2 separate regions of the Homo sapiens genome follow, and region 2 is linked to region 1. A link is a contact called in ENCODE Hi-C or POLR2A ChIA-PET data. All regions are on one chromosome and are shown on one strand. Each heading gives the region's core, a stretch centred on a gene start or an enhancer-like site at or near the end of the contact. The rest is flanking DNA. Distances are from core to core; before and after follow the strand shown. Region 1 holds the start of SNX22 (sorting nexin 22). Region 2 has its middle 10 kb from the start of MIR422A.

Region 1 (3,654 bases), core at 349-2,848:
TGGGACATGATATTGGTGAGACCTGTTTGCCCCATTTTGGGGTCGTCATCTCAGCCCTTCTCTGGGGGCAGGGCTGGGGATGGAGGTTTTTTGCTCCAGCTCAGAGGCGTCTCTGCAGAAGCAGGGGAGGGGTGAGTCCCCTCAACCCCAGCCCCGAAGACAGGCACTCTGCTTCCTCCTGCCCACCCCAAGACCTCCCACTACGTATGAGCTTTGGAAGGCAGGGCCTCGCCTCTCTGCATGTCACGGGGCCTTTGTGGGGGAAGTCAGTGGAGTAGAGGACCTGCCATGGTGCTGCTGATAGCAGCTCTCCGACAGCTGAAGGGTGCAGGGCTGAGAGGTGGGAGCAGAGGTCCTTTCCAGCACATGGCCTGAGAGAGTTCTGGATCAAAATCCTGCCACATATCCAGGAAGAACCTGCCCGGAGGGGTGGACAAGAGCAACCCGGTGCCACCCCCCAAAGTCTCTCTTCCCATCCACTGCCCTGTGCCCACTTATCCTAGTCATCCAGGAGAAGCCCACAGTCAAGCTGCTGCTCAATGCTTCTGTTAAGGGCCTAACATGAATCATCTCACTTTTTTTTTTTTTTAAGACAGAGTCTTGCTGTTGCCCAGTCTGGAGTGCAATGGTTTGATCTCGGCTCACTGCAACCTCCGCCTCTCAGGTTCAAGTGATTCTCCCGCCTCAGCCTCCTGAGTAGCTGGGATTACAGGCATGTGCCACCACACCTGGTTGATTTTTGTATTTTTAGTAGGTACGGGGTTTCACCATGTTGGTCAGGCTGGTCTCGAACTCCTGACCTCAGGTGATCCGCCTACCTCGGCCTCCCAAAGTGCTGGGATTACAGGCGTGAGCCACCGCGCCCGGCCAAATCATCTCACTTTATACACTTGCCTGAAGGAGCCACGTTATCCCTATTTTGCAGATGAGCAAAGGTCTACGGAGCTCCTGAAATCCAGGCAGTCTGACGTCCAAATCGGAGTCTAGGTCCCTAAACTGCCTCTTCCCCACAAACAGCCTGGAGCCCCTTAGGGTTGGAAGATATGAGTGAATGGATGGATGAAAACAATGAATGAATGGGGGGGCCTGTGGATGCTGGGGAAAGGGGCATCAAAGCTGGACTGGGTCCAAGCCTTGCTCAGGTGTGGCCTCAGCCGGGGAATCCAGATCACAATTTCAGGGACCAGGCTGAAAGGAGGGAAAGGCTCGGGAAGGGACTGAGGAACCCAAGACAGGTCCCTGGTTGGCCCCAGGACCGGCGCTGAGGCCCGGGCCCCGCCTCCGTCCGCGCCTGGAGCCACAGGCCGTCCTTGGTAGGCGCTTAACTCAGGTTGGGTGACATTTTCGCTCGCCAGTTCCTGGCATCAGTGAGTGCTCCGTCAATGTTTGACAAACGGTTGACTCCACTGCCCCGCGCTGTGGGCGCACTAGACTTCGGGGGCGGCGTCCAGGTCCCGCCTAATCTTCTAGGCTCAGGACCCGCGGCGCAAGGGAACGCCCGGGGCGGGGTCGCCTGGGGGCGGGGCCTGGGGTGGGGCCTGCGGACCGAGGGGGCGGAGCCGGCCGCCCCGGGGTCCTCAGTCCGCTCCGGGAGAGTTAGGGCTCCGAGCCGAGCGCGCGGAGCAGCTGGGGCCGGGGCGCGGATGCTGGAAGTTCACATCCCGTCGGTGGGGCCCGAGGCCGAGGGGCCCAGGCAGAGCCCGGAGAAAAGCCACATGGTGAGCGCGGCCCCTGGATGGGGAGGGGCGCCGGGACCCGCAGGATTTCCCCGCGCTGCGCTCAGTGGGGACCCGGGGCCCGGGCCTGGGTGAACGAGCGCTGCGGGCTGGACCGTCGGGGGAAACCTTGTCGAGGGTTTGGGGGCCGCTTGGATTTGCCAGCCTCGCGGACCATGGTTCGAGCTCTTGAGGGACCCCAGGGCTCCGAGGGGCAGGTCCGCCAGCCGGTTCTCCCAGGTGTGCGGGAGCGGAGAGTCCCCGGGCAGCCGCGGCGCCGCAAGGCCGCTTTGTGCCTTTGAGAGCGGGAGGGTGGGCACGTCGCCAGGCGCAGGTGCTGCGGCGTCCTCCCGCGGGGCCTCACGCGCAGACCCGCTGCCCGCCCGCGCCGCCAGGTGTTCCGAGTGGAGGTGCTGTGCAGCGGGCGCAGACACACGGTGCCAAGGCGCTACAGCGAGTTCCACGCGCTGCACAAGCGGGTGAGGCGGCGCCGACCTCCCACCGGCCCCGGCCCAGCCTCTGTCCAGCCCCCGCCCAGGCCCTGTGAGGCGGGCGGGCGAGCCCCAGCCTCCGCCACCCCCATTACTGCCTCAGTCCCTGCGCAGCCGGTCAGCCCCCGGGCCTCTGTGGGTGGGTTGGGGCCTTCCTCGCCCTCGGCCGGTCCACCACTCACCAGGGTCTGTCCCAGTAGAGCCCGAAGGCGGGGGCGCGGGAGGGCTTCTGGCTGGGGCGAAGAGGGCTTGAGGGCTCAGTCGGGATGCTGTGATCGCACGCGGTAAACCTCCAGTAGATCAAGAAGCTGTACAAAGTGCCCGACTTCCCCTCGAAACGCCTGCCCAACTGGAGGACCAGAGGGTTGGAACAGCGCCGGCAGGGCTTGGAGGCTTACATCCAGGTATGCGAGAGCACAGTTGGTTGCCCCCCGGCCTTCTGTGCCAGGGGTGTGGCCCAGACAGAGAGGTGTGGGGGCATGGCAGGGAGGGAACCCACAACTTGGGGATGTTATTCACCACCTCAAGCATCAATTTTCTGAGTCTAATATAGGTCCAAACACCCCCCTCTGGCTTGTTGAAAGGACTGAAAGAGGTAACGGACACAGGTAGTCCCAGCTCCATGAAACCCAGGTCCTGTCCCCTCCATGGTGAGGTCCTGTGCTGCCCTCCTGATGGCATGTAGGGTGAGGGTCCTTCCCCCAACAGCAAAGCTATGCCGCGTCATGGGGTACAACCTGTGCACACAGCGCCCAGCGCCCAGAAGGGCCCTGAGCCTGGTTCAACGCTCTGCTGTCATTGTCGTGAAATTCTTTTTTTGGAACAAAGAGCCCTGCATTTTCACTGGCACTGCGCTATGCAAATTAGTAGCTGGGTCTGATTGCAGGTCTCCTCTGTCCTCTCCAGGGCATCCTGTACCTGAACCAGGAGGTGCCCAAGGAGTTACTGGAATTCCTGAGACTTCGGCACTTCCCCACAGACCCCAAGGCTAGCAACTGGGGGTAAGGGGGGCCGATGGCGGGGGCCAGGGGCTGTCAGCAGTGAGCAGGTGAGGAAAGGTGTTGGAGGGCAAGCCCTTTCTTTTCACATCTGCCAGGATCCAGCATGACCGCCCTCACCAGCTCTCTTGACCTGGGTGGAGGGGCTTTTTTTTGGACAGACTTGGTTACCCCCGCCACCTCCGGAACTGGGGCTTGTTACAAATAGAAGCAGTGGTCCCCTGGGAGGTGCAGTTCTGGGCTCTGGTGTCTCCACCCCTTCCTCACGCTCCCCCGGCATCCCCAGGCAGCTTACAGTGTTTCTCTTCTCTTCAGCACCCTGAGGGAGTTCCTGCCTGGCGACAGCAGGCAAGTCAAAGCCCTAGCCCGCGCTTGGCCCCTGCTGCCCCCTAGTGGCCATATGCTAGGAGGCAGGCCTGCTGCCTGGGCCTGTCTGGCCTGGGCCCTGAA
Region 2 (3,736 bases), core at 1,237-3,736, 270 kb before region 1:
GCTTGTGAAAGGGAAAGAGAGAGAAAGACAGGAAAAAAGAGAGAGGAAGGGAGGGGAGAAGAGGAGAGCAGGAAAGAATAAAAACATCCCACAGTGTGTGGACTGGGGCCATTGCAGGTGGGTGGGAGGGGACATCTGAGAGCATCCGATGGGGCCACTCTGCAGCCAGACTCCCCCAGGAACCAGAAGCCTCAATGCAAACCCAACCATAAAGGCTGGGGAAACCCTGGGCCCAGTGGCTCAGCTGGCAATGATTGTATGCCTCTAGGGTGGGGGTGGGGCACGGGGTAGGCCTTTTGTTCAGCCAAAAGGCCTCCTCCTGCCTCCTCCTTTCACCAAGTCCAGCCTCTCTGCAGGATGAAGAGATGGGAGGGCCAGAGACAGAAAACGTGATAAGAGAGAAAATGCTTTTTTAAAAAAGTGTGTAAAGTATCTTTTTTTTTTTTTTTTTGAGATGTTCTCCCTCTGTCATCCAGGCTGGAGTGCAGTGGTGCAATCTCAGCTCACTGCAACCTCCACCTCCTGAGTTTAAGCAATTCTCCTGCCTCAGCCTCCCGAGTAGCTGGGTTTACAGGCACGTGCCACCAGGCCCAGCTAATTTTTGTATTTTTAATAGAGACGGGGTTTCACTATGTTGGTCAGGCTGATCTTGAACTCCTGACCTCAGGTGATCCACTTGCTTCGGCCTCCCAAAGTCCTGGGGTTACAGGCGTGAGCCACCGTGCCTGGCCTTAAGTATGTGAAGTATCTTGCACAGTGTCTGGCACATATGAGGTAACAAATATGACCAAGTTTGCCCCGAGAATTAGTGACAGGGCCAGGACTAGAGCCCAGGTCTCTGGACTCTATGTCCCAGACATGATTCTTTGATCTCTTGTTGGTAGCAGGGTGCAGCTAGTGTCCAAACTAATGCTTGGTGATGAGGACAGTGGCTGGTTGAGTCCATAGGGGACCTGCCAGGCACACCCTCCCTCAGGATTCTGGTTGCCAAGGCTGCCTCTTACTGAGGCCTGAGCACAATGCATTCACTCTCCCCTGGGCCAGGAGCAACTCTGCACAGGCAGGGGCGGGCTCCCTAGGGCCAGCCCCCAACCAGGCTCCAGGAATGCTGAGGGAGTACACCAAGAGAAGGCTAGCCTAGAGGCAGCTCCCAAGATGCTCATCCCAGGGACCCAGATCTCAACAGCTGTGCCCTCAGAGTCAGTAGGGACAAATGGACCTCTTCAGAGAGCTACCCTTGTGGGGCCTGGGCCCCCAACAGCACACCTGGGGACCCCAATCCTAGGCAAAACTTGAGAGGACACTGGGGGACCCAAGTAACAGCCTGTGAGGGTCCCTTGCCCAGTTGGGAAGCCTCACTCTACATTTTTCCTTCCTGTATATAATTCTTTCATCTCTAAATACCATCCACTGAGAGGCTTTTATTTCCTTAGTTTGTACAACCATTTAAGGATGGAGATTATGACTTCTTCAGCACAATCCAAGCACCTTAGCACAGAGCTGAGATGCACGGTATTTAGAAAATGGGTTAAGTTGAAAGGAAAGAAATCGAGTTGGATTCCTTGGGGGTTCTCAAAGGTACTTGGAAGTTCACAGAACCAAAATGAGCAAGGAGAGTTTCTACGTCTTGATGCACCTGCCAATACAGATTTCAGTACTTTATTTATTTATTTATTTATTAATCTATTTATTGAGACAGAGTCTTGTTCTGTCACCCAAGCTGGAGCACTGTGGTGCAAATATCACTCACTGTAGCCTTGACCTCGTGGGCTCTTGGGAACTTTCCAGTGAGACTTAGAAGGAAATGCCTCAGCTTTAGGGGAAATTCCCAAGAGAAACAGTTCAGTTAAACTACTTTCTACGGTCCGAGGCCATCGCATGGTCATGACTGGCTGTGAGGGAGATAGAGAAAGGTGAGACTTGGGTCCACATCTTGGAGCCCCCTGGGAAAGAGGATATTATTAACCTATATTAGAATTCTAGTGTGAATGAGTTCCCCTACTCATTTTTCCCAGAAGCTAAGGAGAGAGCTTAAGAGGTTACTTTTTTTTTTTTTTTTAGGCAGGGTCTCACTCTGATGCCCACACAGGAGGGCAGTGGCGTGGTCTCAGCTCACTGCAACCTCCGCCTGCCAGGCTCAAGTGATTCTCCCACCTCAGCCTCCCAAGTAGCTGGGATTACAGGCTGCCATGCCCAGCTAATTTCTGTATTTTTAGTAGGGACAGGGTTTCACCATGTTGACCAGGCTGGTCTCAAACTCCTGACCTCAAATGATCCACCTGCCTCAGCCTTCTAAAGTGCTGGGATTGCAGGCAGGAGCCACTGTGCCCGGCCCAGAGGTTACAATTTGAATTGCAGACGTGTGTGAAAAATCAGGCCTTGGTGATGACCTTGAGCCGCAGGATATAAATAACTCCCACCTGCTTAGCATTCCAATAATGGAACACTAGGCATAAGACCTTCTGGTGGGCAGGTACCCATCTGGGAGGCTGCAACAGATTGTGGTTTCAAACACTATTTCTTCCATTTGCCAGCTGAGTGATCTAAGACGAATAATCTGCCCCTTTGAGTCTCAGCTTCCTCATCCCCAAAGTGGGGAAGTGAAAAGTGCGAGGTTGTTTAGACACGGATGGAACTGCCTGAGTGAAGACACTTGGCATGCAATAGGTGCTGGGCCATCCTACTTGCCAGCCTGCTTTTGTAGGGCAAAGAGGTGTAGTACCTTTTCCTCACCCATTCCAAGGTCCATGGCCAATACCCCCATGACAAAAAACAGATTAACGAGAGAAAAGCATAACACATTTATTTAATCTAAGTTTTACGTGATGCGAGAGGCTTCAGAAATGAAGATCCAGAGACAAAGGGAAAACTGTGTATTTTTAAGCTTAGGTCCAATAAAGAACAGACAGCCATGTAGAAATGTGATTGGAAAGAGGGTGTGCTCTAATGGTGATAGACTGAAGGCAGAACACAGCAAGGCCTCTTGTTCAGCTTCTCTACGGCCTCTCTGTGTAGCGTTCTTTCCTTCCTGAGTAAGGGGCAGGACCCCTGTCGTATGAGGGTCTTCCAGGGAGATGGGAAGAGGTTAGAGAGTGACATTTCTAGGTTTCGTGGCTTGCACTGGGGAGAGGAGTTCTAGTTTCTATGACCTCTTTCAGGGGCAATACTGGGTAAGGAGAAAGGAGGGAAAGAAAAAGGAAGGCAGGAGAGGATCAGCAAGACTTGCTTTTGAGGCCCTTCCCATCCCTTCCAGTCCAAATAACTCAGAGTGCTAGAGTGCCATATTTTGGGATATTGTGTTCTGAGCCCCAATATTTGCTTGGGTTTTTTTTTTTTGTCCCTCCCTTCCTTCCTTTCTTCCTTCCTCCCTTCCTTCCTCCCTCCCTCAGGCCTGGCAGGCTGAGGAGGCTGCCCCTGCCATAGCTGCTCCACAGCAAGGCCTAGAGAGTAGCCACTGCACCAAGAGCCTTGGGCCAAGCTCTGAGCACCCTGGCTAATACCAAAGCTGGAGCCTAGAGCAGGGTTCCCAGAAGGTTATCTGGGGCTGGCTTTGACCACATTGGCTACAGCATGGCCTGTGGGTAGACATGCTCTGAACAGCTGAGGCTGACCTGAACGTTGGCATCATCAGCAGAATCATCTTCACCAAGCAGGGTTTGAACTTGAGGTCAGTGACCCCAGGCAGTGTGGGGAGAGGGTTCTTCACCTGGCTGTGCCCCATGGATGGACAGCTAGG

Evidence for each region. Hi-C counts contacts between places; a loop is a spot of excess contacts on that map. ChIA-PET counts read pairs that join two places held with the same protein, here RNA polymerase II (POLR2A). Pooled maps may share reads with other maps.
Region 2: a loop to region 1 is called in a map with no recorded cell type, with 4 times the contacts of the local background. The contact joins the enhancer-like site here to the promoter of SNX22 in region 1. A Hi-C loop is called at or near these places in 1 of 168 maps with a recorded cell type or tissue (GM12878), 18 of 37 single-sample maps with no recorded cell type and 13 of 50 pooled maps. POLR2A ChIA-PET finds 5 or more read pairs at or near these places in 1 of 52 experiments (BJ).

What each region holds. Positions count from the first base shown.
Region 1 is chr15:64,150,133-64,153,786 of GRCh38, forward strand. It overlaps SNX22 (sorting nexin 22), which reads left to right and starts at 1,599. Exons shown (of 7, transcript NM_024798.3): 1 at 1,599-1,718; 2 at 2,111-2,194; 3 at 2,506-2,610; 4 at 3,113-3,207; 5 at 3,520-3,552. The coding sequence starts at 1,644. RefSeq lists enhancers at 258-367, 3,295-3,524, 3,548-3,654 and silencers at 1,285-1,724, 1,925-2,304.
Region 2 is chr15:63,879,150-63,882,885 of GRCh38, forward strand. No RefSeq gene overlaps it. Among named protein-coding and RNA genes, the nearest start is that of MIR422A, 10 kb to the left of the region's middle. RefSeq lists an enhancer at 1-640. Within about 2 kb of position 2,487, at least 2 of the 41 ENCODE cell types and tissues checked have a DNase peak (open chromatin) inside an H3K27ac peak, as active enhancers do; they include GM12878, where a contact is called at or near this core.